Linked DNA regions of Homo sapiens: region 2 is linked to region 1. A link is an interaction called in ENCODE POLR2A ChIA-PET data of the cell type or tissue named here. Cell type or tissue: MCF 10A. All regions are shown on one strand. Each heading gives the region's core, and the rest is flanking DNA. Links, peaks and the distances in the headings are about the cores only. Region 1 has its middle 25 kb from the start of SPOCD1. Region 2 has its middle 44 kb from the start of PTP4A2.

Evidence for each region. ChIA-PET counts read pairs that join two places held together with the same protein. Peaks named below come from ENCODE experiments on the same cell type or tissue, not always from the same donor. Only the 100,000 strongest peaks of a DNase experiment are listed, where the experiment ranks them.
Region 2: POLR2A ChIA-PET joins it to region 1 with 6 read pairs; 11 of 35 experiments call an interaction of 5 or more read pairs at or near these places.

What each region holds. Positions count from the first base shown.
Region 1 is chr1:31,832,896-31,848,678 of GRCh38, reverse strand. No RefSeq gene overlaps it. Among named protein-coding and RNA genes, the nearest start is that of SPOCD1, 25 kb to the right of the region's middle. RefSeq lists silencers at 10,164-10,347, 13,877-13,946. In MCF 10A, for the core only: no CTCF peak of the experiment used is centred there; a DNase peak (open chromatin) is centred at 4,978.
Region 2 is chr1:31,886,179-31,901,961 of GRCh38, reverse strand. No RefSeq gene overlaps it. Among named protein-coding and RNA genes, the nearest start is that of PTP4A2, 44 kb to the left of the region's middle. RefSeq lists enhancers at 12,278-12,427, 12,718-12,767, 14,992-15,041. In MCF 10A, for the core only: no CTCF peak of the experiment used is centred there; no DNase peak of the experiment used is centred there.

The DNA.
Region 1 (15,783 bases), core at 1,971-6,970:
GTGCACACATGTGTGTGCGCGCAGGTGATATGAAAGCGCTTTGTAGCCCTGCCTTGCTCTTAGAAGTACCCGATATTTCTCAGAGTGGTTTTCCTGGACCCAACCCATTTCCTCCTCGCAGACAGGGGCTCTGTGACACTTGAGCTTGGTCATGCCACTTCCCTGCTTAAGGTCATCCAAGCAGCACCGATGGCTCCTGAGTTCCCAGACCCTGAGATGCTGGAGTGGGGCTGGAGGATGGGCCATTGCTGGGCTGCCTAGATCAGGCACCTGGGCCCGTGGATCTTACAGGGGTCTCGAGAGGTTGATGGGGTGTTGAGGTCCTGAAGGGAGTACCATGGAGGTGGCCTCCTCCACGGGCCCCTGCCCTTGTCCTGGTCTCTGTCTCTCCCTATTTCTCACCTCTGCTTCTCTTGGTCTCACTTTTCCCATCTCTCTGTCTGCCTCAGTGTCCCCCTCTCTCCCTCCCCCCGACCTCTGTACCAGTTTCCCTACCCCTGGCCCCACTTCTGTCTCGGTCCTGGCCCCACCCTCCACCTGCCTCTAACTCCATTGCTTTTTGCACACCTCCTCCTCCTTCACAATAGTTTTCTTTTTCTTTTCTTTTTTGATGGAGTCTCGCTCTGTCACCCAGGCCGGAGTGCAGTGGTGGAATCTTGGCTCACTGCAACCTCCGCCTCCCAGGTTTAAGCAATTCTCCTGTCTCAGCCTCCCAAGTAGCTGGGATTACAGGCGCACACCACCATGCCCGGCTAAGTTTTGTATTTTTGGTAGAGACGGGGTTTTGCCAGGTTGGCCAGGCTGGTCTTGAACTCGTGACCTCAAGTGATCTGCCTGCCTCGGCCTCCCAAAGTGCTGGGATTACAGGCGTGAGCCACTGTGCCCGGCCCCTCATAATAGTTTTCTGCCTTCCTATCGAGAGTCAGTTTTTCAAGACAAAACAAAACAAAACAAAACCCACCACAACTTTAAAAACTCTTAGAAACATATTTTAATCACAAACGTGCAACACAGAAACATTAAGTTGGATAGAGGAAAAAATTCATAATCCCTTCACCCTAACTCGGCAGCTGTGGTCAATTTTGATGATTCCCTTTCAACCTTTTAAAATGACTTTTTCAATATAGCATCCTATACTTTGATTTTACATTCTGCTTTTTTAATCTAAATAATAAATCCCTTCAGTGGCTTCCAGTTTCTAAGCAAAACCAAAGCGCCTTTATGATGGCCTGAAAGGCCCTGAGTGATGTGCCTACTGGTTCCACCTCCCCTCTGGGGATCTCCCTGGCGTGCCCTCCTCCCAGTCCCCCTCCCTCCTCCCTGCCACTCTGCTCCAGCTACAGTGGCGTCACTTTCCCAAACATGCTAGGCATGGGCTTCCACCTCCCCCAAGGGCCTTACACTGGCTATTCCCTTTTCCTGGAATGTCTTCTCCCAAAAGTATGCATGGGTCACTTCTCACCTCTTTTATGGGTCACTCAAGGATCGTGTTCTCAGTCCAGCCTATCATGATCACCACCTAAATGGCAACATCCCCAACTTTACTCCCAATCCAGTTTTTCATAACAATGATGTTGCAAAACCATTCTACACACACATGTCAGACAGGCCCCTTTGCTCATGACTTTCTCAGCCATCCCCTGGTTGGACATTTTGGTTGAAGTGGAATTGTTGGGTTTAAAACTGTACACATTTAAAATTTCAATAGAATTACAAAATTGCCCTTTACTAAGCCTTCACCCATGGATAATTCCACCAATGGCAAAGGAAGGTGCTTTTTTCCCTTATCTGCCTTTTAAATTTTTGCCAGTTTGCTAAGCAAAATATATCTTATTGTTGTTTTAACTTGCATTTTTCTAATTAGAACAGTCACTGAACATCTTTTCATATACTTATTAGACATCTGTATTTCTTCTGTGAATTCTCTTTTCCATATCTTTTGCCAATTTAATTATTAGGTTGTTGGCCTCCTTTTTGTTGATTTATAGGAGCTCTTTATATATTGTGGATCACTTTAACCAGGGTAGATTATACCATTATCTAGTTCTACCCAAGGACAGCTTGCAGGCAGTCTTCACTCCATATTACTGCCTCCTCTGTGGGTATCAAAGATCCCACCCTTGGTTTGGGAGGCTGGTGAATGTCCTGAGCCATGTGAAAAGGGAAGGCATTACTAGGGATAAGTGTGGATGGGGGTCCTCAGCAAAGTATCAGGACATGAGTAGGTATCACGCCTGCTGAGCACTCCAGACAGCTGTCAATGAAGGCCCTCGTCAGACAGTGCAGAGCTGAATGGCTGATATGGTTTGGATTTGTGTCCCCCCTAAATCTCATGTTGAATTGTAACCCCCAATATTGGAGGAGGGGTCTGGTGGAAGGTGATTGGATCATGGGGTGGACATCCCCCTTGCTGTTCTCGTGATAGTGAGTTCTCATGAGATCTGGTTGTTTAAAAGTGTGTAGCACCTCCCCTTCACTCTCTTCCTCCTTTTCTGACCATGTAAGATGTGCTTGCTTTCCCTTCACCTTCTGCCATGATTTTAAGTTTCCTGAGGCCTCCCCAGCCATGCTTCCTGTACAGCCTTCAGAGCCATGAGTCTATTAAGCCTCTTTTCTTTATAAATTACCCAGTCTCGGGTAGTTCTTTATAGCAATGAAAGAATGGATTAATACAATGACTAATGTGGCTCTTCAGCCAAGGTGGCCTGTGGTATCCAGCTGAATGCTCACAGAAGGTCTGCTGGTGATGGCCCAGTCCCCAGGAAGCTCCCCAGTAGTGGTGACGGAGTGGACTTAGCTGTCTCTGGGCACTGACTCCACTCCTCTCCTTGGGTCCCACAGGTCCAGTTCCCCATCCCGGATCCCCCTGACCTCTTCGAAGGTCACTCTCACTCCTACTGCCTTTCTCTTTCCCAGCTCAGTGACCCCATTTACTTCCCTAGGGGAGACACGACCTGGGTCTTCTCATTCCCTCTCAATCCATCGTTAAGGCATAAATTTTACCTTCAGCTTCCTCCAAGGCCTTCCCTTTTGATTTTCAAGAGCATTTTCTTCTCTCAGCAAAAGCAGCCTCTTGCAAATCAAAAGACTTTGCCTTTCAAAAGTGTGATTTCTGATGTGGGCTTCAGTAGACTATCCAGAAAGTTAAAAAAACAATGACATCCAAACACTGACTGTTTCTCTCTCTTTATATTCCTGCTATAAAAGCACAAATTCTCCTAGGTAATTTTAAATCTCTGATTGATGTGAGGAAGTGGGAAAAATAAAAGCAAAATTGTTATTATTTCAAGATATGTTTTTGTTCCATTTCTGCATGTCTATGGTGGGTTTGTTTTCCCCGCCTGTTATTCATCTTATAACTTTGCTCATCGAGTCTTCTGTCATTCAGAAGTTAAATGTTTTTATGTAGTCAAATCTGTCCACCTTTCTTACTTTTCTTCTAATGATTTTATGGGTTTTTTTTTTTTTACATTGAGTTCTTTAAATTCAAGGGACTTTGTGTGTCTGGTGTGAGGTAGAGTTCAAATTTTCTATTTTTAAAATTGGAGAGCCATTTGTCTTAATGCCATTTATTAAATAGTCTATCTTTTCCTCATGGATTTGAAATGCTACATTTATGATTGATAGATATAATTTATCTTGTTTTATAAGGTATCTTTATTTCTGGCTTGACAGTTTTCTTGTTTTTATTCATTAAAATTTTTTTCTTGTGGGGAAGGGAGAATGGGGAGTTGGTGTTTATGGGTACACAGTTTCAGTTGGGAAGATGAGATGGAAAGTTCTGGAGATGGATGGTGGTGATGTGGTTATACATCAGTGTGAAGGTACTGAATGCCATTGAACTGTACACTTAAAAATGGTTTAAATGATAAATATTATGTTACATATATTTTACCACAATAAAAACTACTGAAAATTTTTTCTTGGATATTCTGTTGTTGTGTATTCTCTTTGTATTTTTTTCTTTCCGGATTAACCTGAGAATCAGCTTGTCAAATTCCATTTAAAATGTCTTTATTTTTAATTTTTTTAGAGACAGGATATTGCTCTGTCTCTCCCAGGCTGGAATACGTGGCGTGATCAGGGCTCACAGCAGCCTTGAACTCCTGGGCTCAAGGGAGCCTCTTGCCTCAGCATCCTGAGAAGCTGAGACTACAGGCTCCTGCCACCATGCCCAGCGTTTTTTTTTTTTTTTTTTTTTTTTGAGACGGAGTTTCGCTTCACTCTTGTTGCCCAAGCTGGAGTGCAATGGTGCAATCTCGGCTCACTGCAACCTCTGTCTCCCGGGTTCAGGCGATTCTGCCTCAGCCTCCCGAGTAGCTGGGATTACAGGCACGCGCCACCACACCCAGCTAATTTTTTGTATTTTTAGTAGAAATGGGGTTTCACCACGTTATCCAGGCTGGTCTTGAACTTCTGACCTCAGGTGATCCGCCTGCCTCAGCCTCCCAAAGTGCTGGGATTACAGGCGTGAGCCACCATGCCTGGCCTATGCCCAGCTAATTACATTTTTGTTTTTTTTTTTTTTTAGAGACAAGGTCTTGCTATGCTGCCCAAGCTGGTCTCAAATTCCTGGCCTCAAGCGGTCCTCCCATCTTGGCCTCCAGAAGCATTGGGATTACAGGTGTGAGCCACCATGCCTGGCCAAAAAATGTCTTTGCTATTTTGATTGGAATCACATTAAATTTGTAGATGACTCCGAAGAGAAATGACATCTTTATAGTACTGAATTTTTCCACCCAGGAGCATGGCAAGTCTCTCCGTTGATTCAGATCGCCTTTTATGACCTTCAGTAAAGTTTCATAATTTTATTCATTTCAGCTTATTCCTAGATTTGTGATGGCTTGTGTTGCCACTGGGAATGGAATTCTGAGTATGGCCCAGGGACTGTTGCTCAGTTCTATCCCCAGCCCAGCCTCTGGGATGCATGACTGGCTCCAAAAGACGCCTGGGACAGGAAGTACCAGCTGCAAGAGTCATTCACTGTTGCAAGCTTTGGCAATAGGAAGCAGGTGGATCCAAGTTAGAGGTTTGGCAGCCAGAGGGAGGAGAGAGGCTGGGATGAGCTGAAGGAGCTGGCAAGGTCAAGAGGAGGGACCTTCAGGATGAGGGGAACCAGAGCTTGTAATCAAATGGGTCAGAAAGAGGGAGAATCTGAAATGCTGGAGATCAGGGCTGATGCTCAGAATGAATACTGATGTAGCTCAAATGCCTCTATCACGCTGTAGAACAGATTGTGGCTTTGGAGCTAGGAGATGAGAGTTTGAACCCTGACCCTGTCACTAACTGTTTAAGTCACTTAGTTTCTAGGAAACCCAGTCTCCTCACCAGCAAAATAAGGGTGAATTCTAATTATATGTTTAATTGTTTAATTATGTGTCTGTCTTGCACTGGACTGGAGCTCCACAAGGGCAGGGACCATGTGGGTTTAATTCATTAATGTGCAGGGCTGCAGCCAGCGCATGCAGTGCTTTTGAGGGAATTAGAAAAAGGAATCCTTTGGGGCAGATGCTGCTCTCTGGGCCCACAGCTTGGCAAACGGTCCCCGGGCTGGATCTCAGCCCTACTTGCCCCTGGGCTGTGTGCCCTTGTGCCAGGAACAGCCTGCCCTGGTGTTCAGTGCTTAGCACAGGCTGGCACCGGGGAAGTGCTCACACAATGTATTGAGTAAATAGATGATTAGATGTGGTGGTTGAGAGAGAGAGAGAGAGAGAGAGAGAGAGAGAGAGAGAGGAGCCAGGTATTTCTGGGAGCCCTTGAGGGCTTCTCACTTATGCTCAGAAAGAAGTCCTCTGCTTCCAGGTGCTGATTAACATGGAATTTTCCAAGTGCTTCATTTCATGTATTTCTGCAAGGGCCAGAGATGGTGTCCACTAGTCCCAAGGCTGCGACAGGAATGGACTAGTCTGATGACCTGATACGATAGACCCCCATTTGCACAAGGCCTGGGGAGCCTCCATGAAGCATTCTGCCTAGGGAAGGTGGGACCCTGACTTGGTAACAAAGCCTTGAGCAACCCAAGGAAATGCTACCCAAGTGCCAACCCAAGGAAGAGCAGAGAAGAACATTCTAGGCAGGGGGATAAAGATCCAAAAGCCCTGCTGCTGCACAGAGGTGGCTCGGCCCTTTGGAGAGCTGAGCGTTGGCCAGTGTGGCTGGGCCTCCAGGCATCGCTTCATAGGACCTTCTTTCATTTGGTGGCCTTTGGGATTTCCTGCAACTGTCCTCTTCTTTGTGAACTTTATGAAGTTCGCATAACTGAGACATACCTACCGCACCTCTGTATCTGCCAACGCATACTCCAGCTCTTTGCACGGGGCCAGCCCAGAGGTTGATAGAGTCATCCCACGAAACAGATTAAGAATCCCAGCTCCGGCCGGGCGCGGTGGCTCACGCCTGTAATCCCAGCACTTTGGGAGGCCGAGGCGGGCGGATCACGAGGTCAGGAGATCGAGACCACGGTGAAACCCCGTCTCTACTAAAAATACAAAAAATTAGCCGGGCGCAGTGGCGGGCGCCTGTAGTCCCAGCTACTCGGGAGGCTGAGGCAGGAGAATGGCGTGAACCCGGAAGGCGGAGCTTGCAGCGAGCGGAGATCGCGCCACAGCACTCCCGCCTGGGCGACAGAACGAGACTCCGTCTCAAAAAAAAAAAAAAAAAAAAAAAAAGAATCCCAGCTCCACTGTGTATTTCCTGTGGACTTTGCCAATTCCTCTGAGCCTCCTCTATCTGTAGAAAGGAAATAGGAATATCCACCTTTCCAATTTGTTGGGAAGTTTCTGCCCTCAGTAATAAAGGCAGATAGTGTAAGAACAAAAGAAAGACAATTTAAAACTCCAGGAAAAACATAAAGATGAAGAAAGAGGGAAATATACAAGCACCTTCTTTGACTCAGCAATGAAAAATACGTAGATGGTCACAGTAATCCTTAAGGTCTTTCTTTTTCTGTGCTGGTGGGAGGCTTCAATACAACGCTGAACAAAAAGTAGCAATAGTAGGCAAGTTTGCCTTGTTCCTGACTTTGCAGGAAATGATTCTAGTGTGCACCGTTAGGTATGACTGTTATAAGCAATTGTGGGAATGGCTGAATTCTCACAAAATCTCCGAACCTTTTCTCATTGCGAAGGTTTCAAGATATCTCCTTGTCTCCTTGAGTTTTCCTGCTTCACTCATTCTATGGCTCCACATTGCCTGTGGGATAAAGTTTGAGCCTTTTTTAAATTTTATTTTATTTTATTATTATTATACTTTAAGTTTTAGGGTACATGTGCACAATGTGCAGGTTAGTTGCATATGTATACATGTGCGGTGCTGGTGCTTTTTTTTTTTTTTAGATTGAGTCTCACTCTGTCGCCCAGGCAGGAGTGAGTTCAGTGGCGAAATCTCAGCTCACTACAACCTCCACCTCCCAGGTTCAAGCAATTTTTCTGACTCAGCCTCCCGAGTAGCTGGATTACAGGCGTGCGCCATTAAGCCCAGCTAATTTTTGTACTTTTGGTAGAGACAGGATTTCACCATGTTGGCCAGACTGGTCTCAAACTCCTGGTCTCAAGTGATCTGTCTGCCTCGGCCTTCCAAATTGCTGGGGTTACAGGCGTGAGCTACTGCGTCCAGCCAAGTTTGAGCCTCTTGAAAGACCAGTGTCCAGGCTCTCTCCCTCTTTCCCAACCCTGAGCCTTCCGGGTTTACCCATTTCTCCCATTCCAAACACCTGGACATTTCAGGTCCTATCCATGATGACAGCTTGGCCTCTGCCTTAGAATATCTGCTCCGTGCCTCCATGCCCACTGCCTTTGCTCACGCCCTTTCCTTTTTCTTTCTTTTTTATTTTGCTTTTTTTTTTTGAGACGGAGGCTGCTCTGTTGCCCAGGCTGGAGTGCAGTGGTGCGATCTCGGTTCACCGCAACCTCCGCCTCTCCGGTTCAAGCAATTCCCTTGCCTCAGCCTCCTGAGTAGCTGGAATTACAGGCGCGTGCCACCACCCCCAGCTATTTTTTTGTATTTTAGTAGAGACAGGGTTTCATCATGTTGGCCAGGATGGTCTCGATCTCCTGACCTCGTGAACCACCCGCCTTGGCCTCCCAAAGTGCTAGGATTACAGGCGTGAGCCACCGCGCCCGACTGCTCATGCCCTTTTCTTTGCCTGGGATCCCCTTCCTCTCAGTTACTCTGACTCACCTTCAAAGGCCAACTCATCTCTGCAAAGACACTTTCCCCTCACCCTTCTTAGCATTTGGTATAAGACAGTTCCGGACACAGGGCCCAACACCTTCTCTAGTCTTTAAGAATCTGTTTAAGCCAGGCATGGTGGCTCATGCCTGTAATCCCAACACTTTGGGAGGCTGAGGCAGGAAGATCACTTGAGCGGGGAGTTGAAGACCAGCATGGGCAAACTAGGGAGACCCCATCTCTACAAAAAATTAAAAAAAAAAAAATTAGCCCGGCATGGTGGCACACACCTGTGGTCCCAGCTACTCGGGTTGGGGGAATGTGGTGGGAGGATCGCTTGAGCCCAGAAGGTCCAGGCTGCTGTGAGCCGTGATCACGTCATTGCATTCCAGCCTGGGCAACAGAACAAGACCCTGTTTCAAAAGAGAGAGAGAGAGAAAAAAAAAAATCTGTTGGATAAATGTGTGAATGAACCCCTAAGTAAAACTCTGGGTCACCATAAGGAAAAAAATCCTATTCTTCCAACAAATCCAGACTGTGCAGCTGCCTCAGCCTCCAAACTTCCCACACATGTTCAAAAATTTTGTCTTTTGCCTTTCTCCTTCAACAACAGTTTGGCTGAAAATAAAATTCTTGAGTCACACTTTCTCTCCTTGATGACTTTGTAGGTATCTGTCTATTGTATGCTAATGCTGGATGTTGCTGTAAAGAAGCCAGAGGCCAGCCTGGGATTTTTAAGTAACTTGTTCCTTTATGTTTAGATTCTCAAAGGAATCTTTCTTAACTTTAAAATCTAATACTTTTTAAATAGCATATATATGTGTGTGTGTGTGTGTGCATGTGTGTGTGACAGAGTCTTGCTCTGTTGCCCAGGCTAGAGTGCAGTGGTGCAATCTCAGCTCACTGCAACCTTTGCTTCCTGGATTCAAGCAATTCTCGTGCCTCAGCCTCCGGAGGAGCTGGGATTACAGGCATGTGCCACCACGCCCAGCTAATTTTTTGTATTTTTAGTGGAGATGGGGTTCCTCCATGTTGGCCAGGATGGTCTTGAACTTCTGACCTCAGGTGATCCACCCACTTCGGCCTCCCAAAGTGCTGGGATTATAGGAATGAGCCACTGTGCCTGGCCAATAGAATATATTTTGATGTGGATCATTATATTATAGAATATTGTTTTGATACCATTATTTGAGTTTCCTTCTTCAGTGACTTTGACATGTGTATATGGTTTTTTGGGGTCATTGTATTTTTAGTAGAAATGGGGTTTCACCATGTTGGCCAGGCTGGTCTTGAACTCCTGACCTCAAGCGGTCTGCCCGCCTCAGCCTCCCAAAGTGCTGGGAGTGAGCCAGCACAGGCGTGAGCCTCCACACATGGTCCACAGTGCGTCTTTCATTTCATTTTCTTGAAAGCTCCCCATCTTTCCTGCCTCAGGGCTTTTTTTTTTTTTTTGAGACGGAGTTTCGCTCTTGTTGCCCAAGCTGGAGTGCAATGGCGCAATCTCCGCCTCCCGGGTTCAAGCGATTCTCCTGCCTCAGCCTCCCGAGTAGCTGGGATTACAGGCATGTGCCACCACTCCTGGCTAATTTTGTATTTTTAGTAGAGACGAGGTTTCTCCATGTTGGTCAGGCTGGTCTTAAACTCCCGACCTCAGGTGATCCGCCCGCCTCTGCCTCCCAAAGTACTGGGATTACAAGTGTGAGCCACTGTGCTCGGCCTATTTTATTGTTTTTAGAGACAGGGTCTCACATTTTCTCTCTTATCATTTAAACTTTAAAATTTTTTTCTCATTTAATTTTTCTTTCTTCATTTCTATCTTACGTGTTGCATCAGTGCGTTCTCTTTTATGTTACTTTTGGTTTGACTTCAAGGTTATGATGAGCTATGATTGTGCCACTGAACTTCAGCCTGGACAACAGAGTGAGCCTCTTTCTTCTGTTCTTCGCCTGGCTGACTCCTACTCACCCTCCAGATCTCAGCTGGAAAAGTCCACTCCCCAGGGAGACCTCCCTGACTCCCCTAAACTCAGCAACCTGGGATTCTGTACGTTTTTTCCTGGCGCACAGGGTCAGCACACATTTTCATCCAAGGATGGACAGTAGGGGCACTCTGTCAGCCCACAAGGCCTTGTTAGGATGATAGCACAATTTCTATTTGGCTTTCTGAAATACTGACAATAGTACTGGGGTCCCCATGACACGGGTAACTAGAGTTCCTGGGCACCTTCAAATGAAAGGAGAGTCTTGGTGAGAGGGGTGGAGGAAATGCCAGATGCCTCCTGTGGGCTTTAAATCCAATGAAGAGGGACAGAAAATTCAGCAGGGCTGTGTCCTGGGATTGTTTGGGCAAAACCATGAGTGTCGACCAGGAGCAGGGTGGGGTTCTGGTCCATGGAGCTCTCTGGAGGAACAGAGACTAAGCTGCCTTCCTGAGACAGCTTTGGTTTTTCTTTTAATTGTGTTTTAATTGCGCAAGTGACATTTAAACAGCACTAAAGGCAATGTTTAAAGAGAAATAAAACTATTGGATCACATCCATCTTACACATCTGATGAGTTGGAAAGAGCACCGAACATGGAGTCCAACACACCAGGGTTGGCACGCCTCTCTGCTAATTACTGCCTGCACCACCTCAGGCAGGTTTTCTTGCCCTTCTCTTTGCCTTAGCTGCCTTACCTGTAAAGGGGAATGACTCTTAGCTCACAGGGAGCTGGGGAGAACTGGAGGATTCAGTGAGATCGTATGTGTATAAGCCCTGGGCATGGAGTCAGGGCTATGGGGGCACTCAGTAAGGTTTCTCTCTTTTATCAAGGCAACTGTGTTCATTTTCTTATATTCTCTGCCAAGCTTCGATCAAGTCCAGATGAACATTTCGCACACGGTGATGATGCTTTAAGTTTAGTTCTGCAATCTGCTTGCAAACTTTCTATGTCATAAACACTCGTTTCAACATTTTCATAATTATTTTATGGTGGAACACCATGCCATTGAGCCAATATATCATTATTTATGTAACCATTCTTCTGCCATTGGACATTTCTCAGTTATGGATGGTTCTATATTTAATTCTGCATTCTATGATACTGTTGCTATCATTTGTAGCTCATTTGTGGAAGACTGAGTATTCTTCCATATTTTACTTACTATTTCTATTTAGTTACTTAAATTGCCTGCTCATGACCTTTGTACCCATCTGTCTTAGCAACTCAGATATTTTTTATTGATGTGTATAAAATCTTTACACCACGTAGCTATTAGCCATTTTCCATTTTCCCCACTCCCAGGTGACATTTTAGTTTTAGTTATTTTTCTATTATACACACCCTAAACGTTTTATCTTTCCATCTTTGCATTTGTGATTTCTTTGAGTTTATACAACAAATATTATGTGAACATCTGATCTGGATGGCAGGTGCATGAAGAGGTATGGGAGTAAAGGACACTCCAGTTCCTGACTCCAGAAGGCCTCAGTTAAGTTGGGAATACAAACTGGAAAACAATTACAATATTGCCCTGCTAAGTTCTAGAAGAGTAAAGAATTGCAACAGCAGCAGAGGTTGTTTGCACGCTCCCTCTCTCTCTGTACCGGGCCCCATTCTAAGAACTTGCATATACTATCTCATTTAAAACCACAACAATCCTGTGATTTAGCTACTATTTTTAGCCCCATTTTACAGACGAGGAGAATGATCCTCAGAATGGCCACACGACTTACCTAAGCACCAACAGCCAATAAGAGCTGAAGCCAGTATTCGAAATCAGGCAGTTGGACTTCAGAGCTTGCCTTCTTAACTACCATACAAAACTAGCTGTTAGGGCAAGGATGTGGTGGTGATGCCAACAGAGGTGATAGGCATGGAGGTGTACATCAAGGAAACCCTCCAGGAGGAGGTGAGTCAAAGCTGAGAATAGAAAGACAGAGACAACTTCACCATCAGGCAAGGGGGTGTGGAGGAACGGACATTCCATGAATAAGGAAGAGCTCTTCCAAAGGTTTGGAGACGTAGCCCCTTGAGAGATGGTAAGCTGGCCAGAAGCCTCAAAGTTGAGGTGGTTCTATTATTGTTTACGTTTCCTTTATCTGTTTCTTCATCACAGGCTCCATGTTAGGTGCTGGAGATACAGTGATGAACAAGATATTCAAGGTACCTGCCTACCTGGAGTTTACAGTCTAATTGAGGGACACAGGAAGGAAGCTGTACTGACCATTTATCTTTCACTGCTGCTCAACAATTTAAAAAATTCCTGTCTGTGAGACTCTGTCTCAAAAAATGAATAAATAAAATTAAAAGAAAGAATACATGTAAAATGCTTAGCACACAATAAACACACAAGTATTGGTTCCCTTTCCTTTCCTCTTGTTTTCTGGAGGATTTTTACTTATTGTGGAAAAGAAAGCAATCCTTTCAGCATTTCCTTTTGTGTGTGTGTGTGTGTGTGTGTGTGTGTGTGTGTGTGTGTGTGTGTTTTCTTTTCGTTTTTAGAGAGGTCTTGCTCTGTTGCCCAGACTGGAGTGCAGTGGCGTGATCATAGCTCACTGCAGCCTTGAATTCCTGGGTTCAAACGATCCTCCCCAGTAGCTGGGAATACAGGTTTTTAAACGTTTCTGATGCAGCAGGACAGCTTGCCTGAACTTACAGTTGATTGGCTGTCTATTGGTGAAGAACTACTTCTAATTAAATTCTCCAGATTTTTTCTTCTTTAACATAACTTGTTTTTAGCTTAAAATTTCCAACTTCTTTTGCATTCGAACTACTTACTAGGGACCCAAGAAAGCAATCAAGTGGAAGACGTTGGAGTGGGATTCCTGATATCTTGAGTTCCTCCTCAGAGCCAAGTGAGCCTCCCTTGCAGCTAGGGTGCAGGCATGTGACCTTGGTTCCTCCAATCATCCTTGCCCACCTGAGACGCCAACTGAGTGATGAGCTATGCATGGGAATAGCTGTGTGCAGGGCATCCTTTTTCTGCCAGCCTGGTGGCAGTTAAAGCAGTGTGGCCTGGAGTCAGTGACAGTGGTGGCAGGTCCTCCATGAGTCTGATTCTGCAATATGCTTCTTGGAGAGGCTCTTGAAAGCTGCATCCAGATCCTGTTTCTCTAACATCCCTAAATAAATTTTCCTTCTACGGAAACTAGCCAGAGTGGACTCTGTTGTCTACATGCAAGAATACTAATAAACACGCAAATAAACAAATACATATGGAGCTGAACCTTGAACAACACACGTTTGAATGGTGTGGTCCACTCTCATGCAGATTTTCTTCTGCCTCTGCCACCCCTGAGACAGCAGGACCAAGCCCTCCTCTTCCTCCTCTTCAGCCTACTCAGCATGAAGACGACAAGGTTGTGAAGACCTTTATGATGATCCATGATCTGTTTCCACGTAAGGAGTAGTAAATGTATTTTCTTGTCCTTATGATTTTCTTAATAACATTTTCTTTTCTCTAGCTTACTTTGTGGTATGAATACAGTATATAATATATATAAAACATACAAGATATGTGTTAATCAACTGTTCATGTTATTGGTAAGACTTCCAGTCCATAGTAGGCTGTTAGTAGTTAAGTTTTGGGGGAGTCAAAAGTTATTCACATACGTGGATTTTTGACTATGCAGGGGTCAGTGCCCCCATGTTATTCAAGGGGCACACACTGAGGAACTAACAGTTTGAGAGGTTAAGAGTGTGGCCTAGAGTCACCCAAAGCTATAGCCGGGACTGAAACCCAAGAGAATGAGAATCGAGAGCCTGGACTCTTATAGGATGCTGTCAGATCAACGCCCCCACCTGGTGACAGCAGTCCTATATGGGTTACTCGTATCCTCAGGTGATCATCCTGCTCAGCGTGGGCAAAACATGAATTTCTTCTCGCTTGTTAGGTGCAGAGGTTGCAGGTGGCAGGGAAGAGAGCCTTTGCATGTAGTGCCTTGGCCCAGGGCTCTTGAGCTCTTGCAGAAATCTCCCTTGAGGACTGCAATGTGATGGAATTGTGTATGTATTTATTTAATTCATTTAGGGAGAGTTTTGCTCTGTTGCCCAGGCTGGAGTGCAGTGGCATGATCTTGGCTCACTGCAACCTCTGCCTCCTGGATTCAAGCAATTCTCATGCCTCAGCCACCAAGCATCTGGAATTACAAGTGTGCACCACCATGCCCGGCTAAGTTTGTATTTTTATTTTTATTTATTTATTTATTGAGACGGAGTTTTGCTCTTGTTGCCCAGGCTGGAGTGCAGTGGCACCATCTCGGCTCACTGCAACCTCCGCCTCCTGGGTTCAAGCTATTCTCCTGCCTCAGCCTCCCAAGTAGCTGGGATTACAGGCATGTGCCACCACACCAAGCTAATTTTGTATTTTTTAGTGGAGATGGGGTTTCTCCGTGTTGGCCAGGCTAGTCTTGAACTCCCGACCTCGCCTCAGCCTCCCAAAGTGCTGGGATTACAGGCGTGAGCCACCGCACCTGGCCAATTTTTGTATTTTTAGTAGAGACAGGGTTTCTATGTTGGCCAGACTGGTCTCGAACTCCTAACCTCAAGTGATCTGCCCACCTCGGCCTCCCAAAACGCTGGGATTACAGGCATGAGCCACCATGTTCCTTTGTCCTGCCAAAGGAAGAGTTTTAAAAATGAACTGAGGGTTCAGGTCAAGAAAGATTTAAAATAACAATGGTAGGCCAGATGCAGTGGCTCACAGCTATAATCCCAGAGCTGGGACTGTGTAAACCGGTGCCTGGCCAGGATTGTGTATTTTTATTAATGTTATTGTCATGAAGTTCTGTATCCATCTCAGGGTCAGAAATGAGGGAGGGACAGGGGTTTGGAGCCTGATAGACCAGTCCCAGGAAGGGAAGGAAGAAACAACCCATGAGTGTGGCCCTGAGGTCATGGACCATCCAGCCCCTGCATGTCTGCTTGAAGAAGGCTGGCTCAGTGGCCCTGGAAGTCAGATTTATGCCCTTTGACATCACTGCTAAGATTCCCTGCAGAAGGGAAAGTGGGAGCTCCTGCCCACAATTCAGGATCTGCTTTAATTAAACCAGTGTCTTGTCCTAGGTAACAAAACAAGTTGCCAAGAGTGCTGAGCTGATGGCAGGGGAAGTCAATCGCACAGAAGTTGTTTACCCACTGGCAGGACCAGCCTGTTAGCAACTCAAGATGTGAAGGGTTTTTCTGTTGATGCATTTCTTTGCATTTTCCAAGGCTGATGGATCAATAGTTACAAACAGCTAAAATAAATGTGTCTCCCCATACCCTCAGACTGGAAGATGGACTATTAGATAACTCAGGTGCCCGTCAGGCGTTACCGCTGTCAGCAGCTGCTATCCATGACCTTGCTGCATCCTCACAACAGCTTTGTAAGTCAGGGCTGCTGTGTCTGATTCAGAGAGATGGAAACTGAGGCTCAGAGAGGGGACACCATTACCCTGAGTCCCAGAGCTGATTGGTCATCAACCACAAGGTCTCTGCCAGTATCGGTTGTTTGCTTTTATATATATATATATATATATATATATATATATATATATATATACACACACACACATATGTAATATATATATGTAATATATGTGTGATATATATATGTAATATATATAAAAAAATCAATGTTGTTAGCATTGTCA
Region 2 (15,783 bases), core at 165-5,164, 55 kb before region 1:
GCTCAAATGTTAGCTTGAGTGAAGCTTTCCATGGCCACCCTATTTGTCCCACTAAGCTTTAGTGTCCTCTGTAATACTTACCACCATCTCACAAGCTTCTTTTTTTTTTTTTTTTTTTTTTTTTTAAAGTTTCACTCTTGTTGCCCAGGCTGGAGTGTGATGGTGCCATCTTGGCTTACTGCAAACTCCGCCTCCTGGGTTCAAGCAATTCTCATGCCTCAGCCTCCCAAGTAGCTGGGATTACAGGCATGTGCCACCACGTCCAGCTAATTTTGTATTTTTAGTAGAGACAGGGTTTCTCCATGTTGATCAGGCCGGTCTCAAACTCCCAACCTCAGGTGATACGCCTGCCTCGGCCTCCCAAAGTGCTGGGATTGCAGACAGGTGTGAGCCACTGCACCCGGCCTCGACCTTTTAATTATTTGTTTCCCCCACCAAAATATAAGCTCAACAAAGGCATAGCTGTTTTTTGTTTTGTGTTTCGTTCACCGTATCTTCAGCACCTCAAATAGTGCTTGGCATGCAGCAGGTGCTCAGTGGATACTGAATGAATGGGTATGGATAGAGACATAGACGAATTATGGTACTGTGATACTAGGGGGTAACTAAAACTGCCCTGGAGCACATCAGGAGATGCTGCAGTGGGCATGTTTGAGCTGGATTTTGAAGGATGAGATAGAAAAGGTTGATACACAATGAGATAGCATGTTCCATCCATCAGAATGGCTATCATAAAAAAGATGGACCATAACAAGTCTTGGGAAGGGTATGAAGAAGTTGGAACCTTTATACATTGCTGGTAATAATATAAAGCGATGGTGCAGTCACTTTTGAAAAACAGTTTGGCAGTTTCTCAAAAAGTTAAACACTTGCCATATGACCCAGCAATTCCAATATGTACAATTTTCAATTCTACATATATACAAGGGAAATGAAGACATTACGGTTACATGGGCTAGGGCGGGGACAGGGTTTCTTTCTGTGGTGATAAAAGTGTTCTGGGATTAGACAGTGGTGATGGTTGCATAACAGTGTGACTGCATTAAATGCTGCTAAGTTGTACACTTACAAAAAAAGGTTGATGTGGGGACAGTACATTTCAGGTTGAGGAAATAATACAAGGCAGTGGAAGTATGAAAGAGCATGGTATTTTTGGGAGAAGGGGCAAGATTTGGTCTCTCTGGAGGGTTTGGATTTGTGCTAGGCAGGTTTGGTTGTCATCAGAGTAGAAGAGGTACTAGACACCCCTTCCTTGTACCTCCCCGTCTACCCCCGAGGCCATAGATGATTGGATCAGGGATAGACAGTTGACTCAACTGCTGACATTGGCCAGCAGATTCTCGTTTTTTTTTTTTTTTGAGATGTAGTGTTGCTCTGCTGCCCAGGTGGGAGTGCAGTGGTGTGATCTCTGCTCACTGCAACCTCTGCCTCCCGGGTTCAAGCGATTCTCCTGCCTCAGCCTCCCAAGTAGCTGGGACTACAGGTGTATGCCACGAGGCCTGGCTAATTTTTGTATTTTTAGTAGAGATGAAGTTTCACCATGTTAGCCAGGCTGGTCTCGAACTCCTGACCTCAAGTGATCCACCTGCCTCAGCCTCCTAGAGTACTGAGATTACAGGCGTGAGCCACCGTGCCCAGCCCAGATTCTCAATTTCAACTGAGGTAGACTCTTGGATGTGAGGGGCCAGTAGGGCCATGTGTATGTTGGGTCATATGTGAGACGAGTAGACATAGGACAGAGGAAGGAGGACGGAGAAGCAGCCCAGGGGAGCAGAGAGAAGAGACTGTGGCCTGGGATTAGGGGAGCAATGCCCCTGAATTCAGAGTTCTTTTTCATAAAGCCCAGCTGCACGTCGTCCCCTGAAGTCCTTTCGATGGTTTCTGTCCCTTCCCTCGCCCCTTGTTTAAAATAGCTTGAGTCAGTTTCTTAATAACCAAGAGAGCCTTGACTAGAAGGGATTATACAAATAGCATGTTAAATGCTGTGACTGAAGCTCCTATAGGTAGAGTGGTGATTTATGCTACATCCTATACACTATTCTAGGCACTGAGGATATAGTGGGAAACAAGAAACACGCTCTGCCCTGGTAGGGCTTACATTCTACTGGAGAAGACAGAGAATAAACAGGTACACAAATTAGTAATCTATTTTCAGATAGTGATTGCTTGAGCTCAGGAGTTTGAGACCAGCCTGGCTAACATGGTGAAACCCCATCTCTACAGAAAATACAAAAATTAGCCAGGCATGGTGGTGCATACCTGTAGTCCCAACTACTTGGGAGGCTGAGGTGGGAGGATTGCCTGAGCCCAGGAGGCAGAGGTGGCAGAAAGAAAGAAATTTGAAACTTTATTGATCATTTCTCAATCTGGAGAAGACATCAGATTCAACTATGTGGTTTATTAAAAATGTCCACGTCCAGGTACCACCCAGATCATTCTGAATCAGTCTCTAGTTGTGAATCCGCTTTGGGCGGTGGGGAGCCATGAAGGTTGGTAAGCACAGCAGCTACGTGGTCAGATCTATTCTCAGAAAGTTATTCAAGGAGCTCCTTAAATCAGAGACCGTACCTGTTATGTAAACCCAGTTCCTGATTTGTACTATGCATGCAACAAATATCAGCTGAAGGAATGAGAATGAATTGGAGAGACTAGAAGCTGAGAGACATTTATGGATGGTGGGTGGATGATAGTTGCAGCAGTTCAGGACAGAAGTGTTGGGGCCTTAACTAAGGGAGCAGCGGATGGATGGGGTAGAAGATTCTTTCCTTTTAGCCACCAGATCCCAGATCTACATGAAAAGGTATCCAGCATATCTACATGCTAATTTCTTTCTTTGTTTCTTTTTTCTTTTTTTGAGACGGAGTCTCGCTCTGTTGCTCAGGCTGGATGCAGTGGCACGATCTCAGCTCACTGCAAGCTCTGCCTCCCGGGTTCACGCCATTCTCCTGCCTCAGCCTCCCGAGTAGCTGAGACTACAGGCGCCCGCCACCACACCCGGCTAAGTTTTTGTATTTTCAGTAGAGACGGGGTTTCACCATGTTAGCCAGGGTGGTCTCGATCTCCTGACCTCGTGATCTGCCTGCCTCGGCCTCCCAAAGTGCTGAGATTACAGGAGTGAGCCATCGCACCTGGCCTACATGCTAATTTCAAAGGATTAATTTACAGGGATATCTGGCCATGGGAAAGATTTGTAAAACCGCCCCTACCTCTTATTTTCTCCACAGATCACACTTGCACATGAAAGTAAATAGAATCCTCTTCACTACTTGCAACCCTGCTAACCACCCCAAACAGGTTAACAGAAGTGTGATATTAGCCATGTTACTTCTGTTTCCTTTGCTGTTTTGGGGTCTGGCAGTCAGGAAGATAGAGAAATAAAATGATAATACTGGCCATCATCTGTTGAGTACTACTGTGCTCAGAATTTCATGTGCATGATCTAATTTAATCTTCATAGGCTACTACATAGGCTTCATCATTGCTAATCCCATTTTATAAATGAGAAAATCAGGAGGTGAAGTAATAGCAAGTTGGTGGCAGGGGCAGTATTAGAATCTGGGCCTGGGCCGGGCGTGGTGGCTCACGCCTATAATCTCAGCACTTTGGGAGGCCGAGGCAGGTGGATCACCTGAGGTCAGGAGTTCGAGACCAGCCTGGCCAAAATGATGAAACCCTGTCTGTACTAAAAATACAAAAAATTATCTGGGCATGGTGGCAGGCACCTGTAATCCCAGCTACTCTGGGGGCTGAGTCAGGAGAATCACTTGAACCTGGGAGCGGAGGTTGCAATGAGCTGAGACTACCACACTGCACTCCAGCCTGGACCACAGAGTGAAACTCCATCTCAAAAAAAAAGAAAAAGAAAAAAAAGAAAAAAGAATCTGGAGCTGATTTTAAAACCAGTGCTTCACTGCTCAGTTGCACTGCTGTGGAGGAATGAGAAGGTATTTCTTGGGGATCTCATGTTCAGGATGTTGCTGTGAGGTTTTGCACTCGATAAGCATTCCTGTTAATTGAGTTGCATCTTTATGTTAGGTGCAGCGGGGACACGCACCCATGCGTGTGTGTGTATAGCAGTTCTGTCTCATCAGTGGATTTAACTTACGCAAACTGTGTGTAATGGGGCCCTGTCAGTAACAAACCAGGATGTTTGAGCAGAGTGGTTTATAGTCTATAATTGGCTTCCTATTATTGTTGGCTGGTTCTCCTGCACATAGAGTATTATGCCAGGATTGGCATTTGATTTAATAAATTTTCAAATTGATTTTATCTTCAGTGCATTAATGTGTGGCCTAAATTCCTGCAGAGGCATTAGATAACCAGCCTGGACATGCTTTAGCAATCGCAACTGGATCTGAGCTGCCAGTGCTACAGCTTTTATTCAGCATAGATAAATCATTTCTCTGAAAACACTTTTCTACCTAAGCCTTGTGACTGAGTTTTAAGGGCACCTCAAGTTTAGGCCCCTTGAAACTGGAATATACATATTCTCCAAATCATGCAAAACACAAAAATGGGAATTTGTTAACACGAGTACATTTAATCACTATCATCCTTTTGGAACTGAACACATAAATATTCAAGGAATGGTGTGGAAATCAACCTAATTTTCAAGGGTGTAGAATTTTGATGCCTTTTAAAGTCAGAAAATATGAAATATGATCCCAGTTATGAAAATGCTATAAATGTGGCTGAGTACACAGAAAACTAGAGAATGTTCTGCAATTTCCTGTAGATTAGCATAGGTAAATGTTTTTGGTAAAAAATTTTCAGCTCTAAAAGCACAGAATAGATCACAGCTGCATGAAAATACTAATTAATCATCCTTAATACTTTTATGCAAATGATTATATTTGACTTTCATTTAGAATTGCCATTAATACCTGGAACCCTAAGATTGATAACAGGTAAAATTTTCATGAATACATAAAGATTTGAATCATGTTTAGATTAATTTTTAGCACCTATATTCATTACTACAAGTCCTCTTGAAATCTAAAAATCATGGGATGAGACAGAAAATAGAGAAGAGGAGATGGCCTTTGAACTTACCAATTTTTTTTATCGGTGATGAAGGATGAGCTAAACTTGTATTTTTTCTACCTTTTGCAATAATTTGCCCAGGTGTTATGTGTGTTTGTACTACAGGAGACTTTTTAATTATTTCATGTTTGGAGACAGCACTGTTTTGTTTTTTCTTTTTGAGATGGAGTCTCGCTCTGTCACCCAGGCTGGAGTGCAGTGGCAAGATATTGGCTCACTGCAACCTTCGCCTCCTGGGTTCAAGTGATTCTCATGCCTCAGCATCCCAAGTAGCTGGGACTACAGGTGCCCGCCACTACACCCAGCTAATTTTTGTATTTTTAGTAGAGACAGGGTTTCACCATGTTGGCCAGGCTGGTCTCAAAGTCCTGACCTTGTGATCTGCCCGCCTAGGCCTCCCAAAGTGCTGGGATTACAGGTGTCAGTCACTGCACCCACCCTATTGTTCTCGTCTTTGTTATTATTAAAAAAAATATTTTGTTGAGACAGAATCTCACTTTGTCATCCAGGCTGGAGTGTGATGGCACAATATCGGCTCACTGCAACCTCTGCCCTCCTGGTTCAAGTGATTCTTGTGTCTCAGCCTCCCAAGTAGTTGGGACTACAGGCGTGCACCACCATGCTCAGCTAATTTTTTGTATTTTTAGTAGACATGGATTTTCACCATGTTGGCCAGGCTGGTCTCGAACTCCTGACCTCAGGTGCTCCGCCTGCCTGGGTCTCCCAAAGTGCTGGGATTACAGGCGTGAACCACTGTGCCCAGCCTGTTCTCATCTTTATGTTCATGAGTACTCAGTATTTAGCTCCCACTTATAAGCGAGAACATGTGGTATTTGGTTTCCTTTTCCTGCATTCATTTGCTTAGGATATTGGCCTCCAGCTGTTTCTATGTTGCTGCAAAGGTCATGATTTTGTTCTTTTTTATGGCTGCATAGTATTCCATGGTTTCTATGTACTATCTTTCTTTATCCAATCCACTGTTGATGGGCACCTAGGTTGATTCCATGTCTTTGCTATTGTGAACAGTGCTGTGATGAACATGTGAGTGCATGTGTCTTTTTGGTAGAATAATTTATTTTCTTTTGGCTATATACCCAGAAATGGGATTGCTGGGTTGAATGACAGCTCTGTTTTAAGTTATTTGAGAAATCTCCAAACTGCTTTTCACAGTGACTGAACTAATTTAGATTCTCACCAATAGTGTATAAGCATTCCCTTTTCTCTGCAGCCTCACCAGCATCTGTTATTATTTGACTTTTTAATAATAGCCATTCTGACTGGTGTGAGATGGTATCTCATTGTGGTTTTGATTTGCATTTCTCTGATGATTAGTGGTGATGAGCAATTTTTCATGTTTGTTGGCCACTTGTATGTCTTCTTTTGAGAAGTACCTATTCATGTCCTTTGCCCCCCTCTTTATTTATTTTTTTTTTTTTTGAGACAGGGTCTCACTCTTTCACCCAGGCTTGAGTGCAGTAGCATGAACATGGCTCATTGCAGCCTTGACCTCCTGGGCTCAAGTGATCCTCCTGCCTCAGCCTCTCAAGTAGTTGGGACCACAGGTGCACACCACCATGCCCCGCTAATTTTTAAAAGTTTTGTAGAGACAGAGCCTTGCCCTGTTGCCCAGGCTAGTCTCGAACTCCTGGTCTCAAGCAATCCTCCCACTTTGGCCTCCCAAAGTAATGAAATTACAGGTGTGAGCCATTGTGCCTGGCCCCTTTGCCCATTTTTTTAGTGGGGTTATTTGTTTTTTGCTTGTTAAGTTCCTTACAGATTCTGGATATTTGTTGGATGCATAGTTTGCGAATATTTTCTCCCATTTTGTAAGTTGTCTGTTGTAAGTTTCTTTTGCTGGGCAGAACCTCCTTAGTTTAATTAGGTTCCACTTGCCAATTTTTGTTTTTGTTGCAATTGCTTGTGAGGACTTAGCCAAAAATTCTTTGCCAAGGCTGATGTTGAGAAGGATATTTCCTGGGTTTTCTTCTAGGATTTTATAGTTTGAGGTCTTACATTTAAATCTTTAATCTATCTTGAGTCGATTTTTGTATATGGTGAAAGATGGGGTTTCAGTTTCATTCTTCTGTATATGGCTAGCCAGTGATCCAAGCACCATTTATTGAATAGGGAGCCCATTCTCCATTGCTTGTTTTTGTCTACTCTGTCGAAGATCAGATGGTTGTAGGTGTATGGCTTTATTTCTGGGTTCTCTATTCTGTTCCACTGGTCTATGCATCTGTTTTTGTACCAGTACCATACTGTTTTATTTACTCTAGCCTTATAGTATAGTTTGAAGTCAGATAGTGTGATGTCTCTGGCTTTTTTTTTTTTTTTTGCTTGGGATTGTTTTGGCTATTTGGGCTCTTTTTTGGTTGTATGTGAATTTTAGAATAGTTTTTTCTGATTCTGTGAAAAATGACATTGGTAGTTTGATAGGAATAGTGTTAAATATGTAAATTGCTTTGGGCAGTATGGCCATTTTAAAGATACTGATTCTTCCAATCCATGAGCATGTAATATTTTTCCATTTATTTGTGTTGTCCCTGAGTTCTTTCAGTAATGTTTCGTAGTTCTCTTTCTAGAGATCTTTCACCTTTTTGGTTAGCTGTTTTCCTAGGCATTTCAATTTTTTCATGGCTATTGTAACTGGGATTGGGTTCCTGATTTGACTCTCAGCTTGAACATTGTTGGTATATAGAAATGCTACTGATTTTTGTACATTGATTTTGCATCCTGAAACTTTACTAAAGTTGTCAGTTCCAGGAGCCTTTTGGTGGAGTCTTTAGGGTTTTCTAGGTATAAAATCATATTGTCAGCAAAGAAAGGAAATTTCCTATTTGGAATTAGAAATTTTCCTATTTGGATGCCTTTTATTTTATCTTGTATGCTTACTTTTTTTTTTTTTTTTTTTGAGAGGGAGTCTCGCTCTGTCACCCAGGCTGGAGTGCAGTGGCGCAATCTCTGCTCACTGAAAGCTCTGCCTCCTGGGTTCACACCATTCTCCTGCCTCAGCCTCCCGAATAGCTGGGACTACAGGCGCCCACCACCACGCCTGGCTAATTTTTTTGTATTTTTAGTAGAGACGGGGTTTCACCGTGCCAGCCAGGGTGGTCTCGATCTCCTGACCTTGTGATCCGCCTGCCTTGGCCTCCCAAAGTGCTGGGATTACAGGCGTGAGCCACCGTGCCCGGCCCTTGTATGCTTACTTTTTAAGTGTACTATCTTTTGCATGGTAAATGACGTTTTCTCCATTTTACACACTAGGACATGAAAGCTCAGAGAAGGTAAGTAGCCTGCCCAGTCTCACATGTATAGTAAGTGGCTGAGCCTGAATTCTAACCTGAAATGTCTAACTCAGAAGCTCTGATCACACTGCTGTACCACAGTCCCCGTGCATTCAATAAATGGAAGCTATTATTATGAACTGAAACCAGGTTGTCTCCTGAGGACACTTATTTCTCTGTAACCTAATAAATGGGGACTACTCATTCTCCATATACCACAGGCCAGTGAGAACCAAGGAGTCAGCCCCCTGCAGCCACATCCAGACCATTGTTCTTGGGTAGTACCAGCTTGAGATAGTTATCGTCAGGCTGTTACAACTACTCATCCTCATTGCTACTGTTCTCTCAATGCATGGAGTTCTCTCATCACTCAATGCATGGAGTTTCTTGGGCCTAACAGACCCACATCCTTTAGTCATTCTTTTATCCTGCATGAATTCAGTGCCTCTTCCAGCCCTCTCAGTGCTGAAGGCCTTTACTACTTTAACTCCAATGACCTATTCCCATGGCAGTGGGACTGTTCTGCCTCTTACGTCATGAGGAGGTTGAATAATGTCTGGGGGGAAAAACATTTGTGTGTGTGTATATACATAGCTATATGTGTATATGTGTACATACATAGATATATGTGTATATGTGTTCATACATAGCTATATGTGTATATGTGTACATATATACATACATACACATTAGTTTACTACACATTTTAGTGACATAATGGATATGTAACACATAATTAAATTGTATTATAAATTCCATATAGACAATTGATTTTCACAGATTGCTTTTGTTGATTTTTGCCAAACTTTTATGTCCTGGGCAACCTGTGGTTACAATTGACAAACCCAACATAAATGTTGGTTGATATTTGCCTTTATGTAAAGGACTTGAAAGTTAAACAATGAAGACATATGTCAAAACTTCACTCATTCATTAGTGATATGAGTGACTTCTTTGAGGAATTGGATAATAGTTTTATTTTATTAATTCATTCATCTACAGACAGGGTCTTGCTCTGTTGCACAGGCTGGAGTACAGTGGCACCATTATAGCTCAATGTACCCTCGAACTCCTGAGCTTAAGGGATCCTCCCATCTCAGCCTTCTGAGTAGCTAGGACTACAGTCGTGTGTCAAATGCCTGGCCAATTTATTTGTAGAGACAGAGCATCTCTATGTTGCCTAAGCTGATCTTGAACTTCCAGTCTCAAATGACTCTTCAGCCTTGGTCTCCCAAAGTGCTGGGATTATAGGAATGAGCCACAGCGCCTGGCCAGATAATTGCTTTTGAATACTGGAAGACTATTTCTTCAGTTTTTAAAAATTCTGTTTACAATGTGATGGCTACAGACATGATACACTTTTAAGTAAAAGCCGCATTACTAACATTTTCTCCTTTACTTTCATAAGTCTAAACAATCAATAAAACAATAAATAAATCAAGTTCTGACTTATAGCATGTGGTAATTTCCATGGTTAGTTTCAAGCTACCAATTGACATCACTGAACACAGAGCTGGGAAACGAGGTGCAGTGGCACATCATTATGGCATTTCCACCATATAGATACAGTAAGTATAAGAGCATGGATAATAAAGCCTAGTAAAATAATTAGGAAGTGATGAGTTTTAAGAATTTATGACCTTTGTTATTAATTTAATTTATATTTGATTGTAAGTCTCTTCAACTAATTTTTTAATAATGACTGTATTGGCTGGGCACAGTGGCTCACGCCTATATTCTTAACACTTTGGGAGGCCAAGGCAGGCAGATCACCTGAGGTTGGGAGTTCGAGACCAGCCTGACCAACATGGAGAAACCCCATTTCTACTAAAAATACAAAATTAGCTGGGCATAGTGGCGCATGCCTATAATCCCAGCTACTCAGGAGGCTGAGGCAGGAGAATCGCTTGAACCTGGGAGACAGAGATTGCAGTGAGCCGAGATCGCGCCATTGCACTCCAGCCTGGGCAACAACAGTGAAACTCCATCTCAAAAAAAAAAAGCTGTATCTAACAACCAGCTTGCAACATTTCTGAAATTTAGTAATCAGCTCTCATTTGATGCAAGCTGGCTCCAACCAACAAACCACCGTGTCTAGTCAGTCATTTCCATACTGATTCTCTGCCACAGCCCATCAATCCATCTGTCACTTTCTCACCTGTAACACATACATTTACCCTGTGATTCATTTTCTATTCATTCCTCAAGCCACCACAACCTGACTTGTCGTTTCCACGACAGACCCTTTGCTAGGAAGTAAAGGATTCTTTTCTTTCCCTTGCCCTGTGAATTCCAGTGTCCTCAGGGCTCTGTCTTGGGTCATCTGCTTTCTCTTTCTATACACTGTGCTTTGGTGATCTCATTCAAACCCTGACATTAAGTATACTGATGGCTCCCAAGTCTATAATTCTAACCCATGCGCCTCTCTGGAGTTCCAGACCCATGTGTCCAGCAGTCTATTGGACATCACTTGTTTGTCTTCTTGGTAATTCAAACTCAGCATTTCAAGAACATATTTGTTGTTTCCCCAGACTCCAACCTCCACCTCACAAATCTGATGTCGCCTCTCTTTTTCCTGTCTCATTAAATGGAGATACCTTACCTACTAAGTCATCTGAGCCAGACACCTGGGAGTCATCCTCACTTATTTTTTTTTTTTTTTGAGGAGGGGTCTCACTCTGTTGCCTAGGCTGGAGTGCAGTGGCACAGGTCTCAGCTTACTGCAGCCTCTGCCTCTGGGCTCAAGTGATCCTCCCACCTCAGCCTCCCGAGTACCTGGGACTACAGGCACACACCACCAGCACCCGGCTAATTTTTGTATTTTTGTAGAGATCGGGTTTCTCCATGTTGCCCAGGCTGGTCTTGAACTCCTGGACTCAAGCAATCCACCCATCTCGGCCTCCCAAAGTGTTGGGATTACAGGCGTGAGCCATCGAACCCATGCAGTGTCCTGATCCTGGTTCAATGCAGCCTCGATCTCTCCAGACTCAAATGATCCGCCCACCTCAGCCTCCCGAGTAGCTGGGACTACAGATTCAGGGCATCACGCCCAGCTAATTGTTTTATTTTTTATAGAGATGGGGCCTTGCCATGTTGCCCAGGATGGTCTTGAACTCCTGGCCTCAAGTAATCCTCCCACCTTAGCCTCCCAAAGTGCTGGGATTGCAGGCATGAGCCACCACACCCCACCCATCTTCACTTTTTACTCTGGTACCAAATCCAGATTGATCCAGTCATTCATTTATCCATCTGTTGAACTTTCCGGCAAATATTTAATAGAACAGCTGCATAGTATATTGGGTAAGAGCACTGGAGCCTGAAGTCAGCCTGCCAGGCATCAGATCCTGGCTCTGCCATTTAACTAGCTTTGGAAACCTTGGGAAATTTGCTTGCCCACTCTGTGTTTCAAGGTTTTTTTTTTTTTTGACAGAGTCTCACTCTGTCATCCAGGCTGGAGTGCAGTGGTGCGATCTTGGCTCACTGCAACTTCTGTCTCCTGGGTTCAAGTGATTCTCTTGCCTCAGCCTCCCACATAGCTGGGATTACAGGTGTGTGCCACCACACCCATCTAATTTTTGTATTTTTAGTAGAGACGGGGTTTCACCATGTTGGCCAGGCTGATCTCAAACTCTTGATGACTGTCTTCTTATAAGGACAACAGTTATAGTGAATTAAGTGTCCACCCTACTCTAGTGTGATCTCTTCTTAACTAATTACATCTACAATGACTCTATTTCCAAATAAGGTCACATTCTGAGGTACTGGGGGTTAGGACTTCAACATAGCTCTTTTGGAGGGACATACTCTGCTATAGTCAGAATGTTTGTGTTCCCCTCAAATTCATATGTTGAAATCCTAACTCCTAAGGTGATGGTATTAGGAGGTGGGGTCTTTGGGAAGGCAGAACACTCATGATTGGGATTAGTGCCCTTATAAAGAGACCCCAGAGAGCTAGCCTGGCCCTTCTACTATGTGAGGACATAGTAAGAAGGCACTATCTGTGAACCAGGAAGTGGGCCCTCACCAGACACTGAGGCTGTCAGGGCCTTGATCTTAGACATCCAAGCCTCCAGAACTATGAGTAACAAATTCTGTTGTTTATAAGCCACCCTGTTATAGCAGCCCAAATGGACTAAGACAGCGTTCAATGCGTAACAGGCAGGAACTCTGATACAGGAATCATATCTGCTTTCTGACCTTGTGTGGCTCACAGTCTAATGTGCGGCAGTTGTTAATGTCTTACTTCCTGTCCCCGCCCACCGCGACTGTCTTAGTTCCTTTTGTCTCACAACAGCCTCCTGAGTAGACCCTAGTCTGGCCCCACCATAGTGCATCCTCCATGGGGTGTCAGAGTGATCTTTCCAACACATAGGTTGATCATGGCACCTCCTTCTGAAGCTCCCTGGGCCTTCAGGTAAAGGTTTAGCATGAAAAATCCTTCTAGTTCTAGCTCCTTCCTGCTTGTCTGCACTGAACCTTATACCACAGCCCAGAAAACTGTTTGTAGTTCCCTGATCATATTCTTCTTCTTCTTCTTTTTTTTTTTTTTTTGAGATGGAGTTTTGCTTTGTTGCCCAGGCTGGAGTGTAATGGCGCAATCTCAGCTCACTGCGACCTCTGCCTCCCAGGTTCAAGCGATTCTCCTGCCTCAGCCTCCTGTGTAGTAGCTGGGATTACAGGCGCCTGCCACCACACCTGGCAAATTTTTGTATTTTTAGTAGAGACGGGATTTCACCATGTTGGCCAGGCTGGTCTTGAACTCCTGACCTCAGGTAATCCACCCATCTCGGCCTCTCAAAGTGCTAGGAATACAGGCGTGAGCCACCACGCCGGCTATATTTTTTAAAATTTAAAATTACTTCCTTAGGCACAACTCAACAACAAAAAGACAAACAACCCAATTTAAAAATGGGCAAAGACTTGAGTAGACATTTCTCCAAATAATATATATAAATGGCCAAAAGCACATGAAAAGATGCTCAATGTCATTAATCACTAGATTAATGCGAATAAAACTACAATGAGATACCACTTCATACCCACTAGGATGGTTATAATAAGAAAAGTAACAAGTGTTGGCGAGGATGTGGAGAAGGAGAAATTGGAACATTGCTGGTGGGAATGTAAAATGGTGCAGCTGCCGTGAAAACAATTTGGCAGGACCTCAATAAGCTAAACATAGAATTCATAGAATACTGTCTGACCCAGCAGTTCCACTTCTAGGTATGTACTCAGAAGAATTGAAAACAAGTGTTCAATTGATGGCTCACGCCTGTAATCCCAGCATTTTGGGAGGCTGATGCGGGAGGATCACCGAGGTCAGGAGTTCGAGACCAGCCTGACCAACATGGAGAAACTCCATCTCTACTAACAATACAAAATTAGCTGGGTGTGGTGGCACATGCCTATAATCCCAGCTACTCAGGAGGCTGAGGCAAGAGAATCGCTTGAACCCGGGAGGCGGAGGTTGCGGTGAACCGAGATCACACCATTGCACTCCAGCCTGGCCAACAAGAGCAAAACTCCGTCTCAAAAAAAAAAAAAAAAAAAAGAAAAACAAAAAGAAAACAAGTGTTCAAATAAAAACTGTACACAAATGTTCATAGCAACATTATTCACAATAATCCAAAAGTGGAAATGACCACCCATGGATGGACAAAGAAAATGTGGTATCTCTATACAATGAAATATTACTCAGCCAGACTGGGCGCGGTGGCTCACGCCTATAATCCCAACACTTTGGGAGGCCGAGGTGGGTGGATCACTTGAGGTCAGGAGTTTGAGACCAGTCTGGCTAACATGGTGAAACCCCGTCTCTACTAAAAATACAAAAATTGGCCAGGCACGGTGGCGGGTGCCTGTAATCCCAGCTACTCGGGAGGCTGAGGCAGGAGAATGAATCACTTGAACCTGGGAGACAGAGGTTGCAGTGAGCCAAGATTGTGCCACCGCCCTCCAACCTGGGTGACAGAGCAAGGCTCCATCTAAAAAAAAAAAAAAAAAAGAAATATTACTCAGCCATAAAAAGATGTGCAGTCCTGAAGTCCTGATATATGTCAGAACGTGGATGAGCCTCAAAACCCTAATGTTAAATGAAAGAAGCCGGACAGAGTCACATAACGTGTGATTCTGTTTATATGAGTAATATCCAGAAGAGTTAACTTTATAGGGGAACAAAAGTAGATTGGTGGTTGCTAGGGGATGAGGGGAGGGGAAAATGGGGATTAATTGCTTAATGTATATGGGGTTTTATTTTGGGCTTATGAAAATGTTTTGGAAATAGGGTGGTAGTTGCAGGGCACTGTGAAGGTACTAAACGTCATGGATTTGTACACTTTAAAATATTTAATTTTATGTTATGTGAATTTTATGTCAATAAAAGAAATAAAAACAAAAAAGAATGAAGTATTGATGCATGCTACCATGTGGGTGAACCTTGAAAACATTTTGCTGAAGTGAAAGAAGCAGACAGAGAAGGTCACATATTGTGTGATTCCATTTATATGAAGTATCTAGAATAGGCAAATTCATAGAGACAGAAAGCAGATGAGTGGTTGCCAGAGTCCGAGGGAGGCGGGATGGGGAGTGGCTGTTTAATGGACATGGGGTTTCCTTTTTGGGTGATGAAATGTTTTGGAACTAGATAGTGGTAATGGTTGTACACTATTGTGAATGTACTGAATGCCACCGAATCACAGACTTTAAAATGGTTAAAATGGTAAATTTTATGTTGTGTATATTCTACCACAATAACAAATATTTCCTTAAGAAAGATGTTCTGAAGTGAAGCCAGAGTCAAAGAATGTGAGAATTTTATAAATTCTTGGGGCGTGTTGCTGAATTTATGTTGAGAAGGGATCATTCGTTGCCTTCCCTCCAGGAATGTTTAAGAACCTGTATTGCATCTTTGCTAGACTTGAGTATCGTGGTTAAAAAACAAAGCAGCCAGGCGTGGTGGCTCACGCCTGTAATCCCAGCACTTTGGGAGGCCGAGGCGGGCGGGTCACCTAAGGTCGGGAGTTCGAGACCAGCCTGACCAACATGGAGAAACCCTGTCTCTACTAAGAGTACAAAATTAGCCGGGAGTGGTGGCGCATGCCTGTAATCCCAGCTACTCAGGAGGCTGAGGAAGAGAATCGCTTGAACCCCGGAGGCAGAGGTTGTAGTGAGCTGAGATCGCGCCAGTGTACTCCAGCCTGGGTGACAGAGTGAGACACTGTCTCAAAAAAATAAATAAAATAAATAAACAAAGCAAAATGGCCTCGCTAATTTGATATAACACGGTGCCTCTTCAGGAAAGTTCTCTTGCTTCCAGGTTAACTTGAATGAGAAGAGTGTTTAGGAACACAGCCAGAATAAAAGGATTTTAGAGGTAGGAGAGGCCTAGAGAGCTTCGAGACCATTGCATCTCATTTTTATCGGACCAGTATTTAGTAAATAGCTTACTATTCTGAAA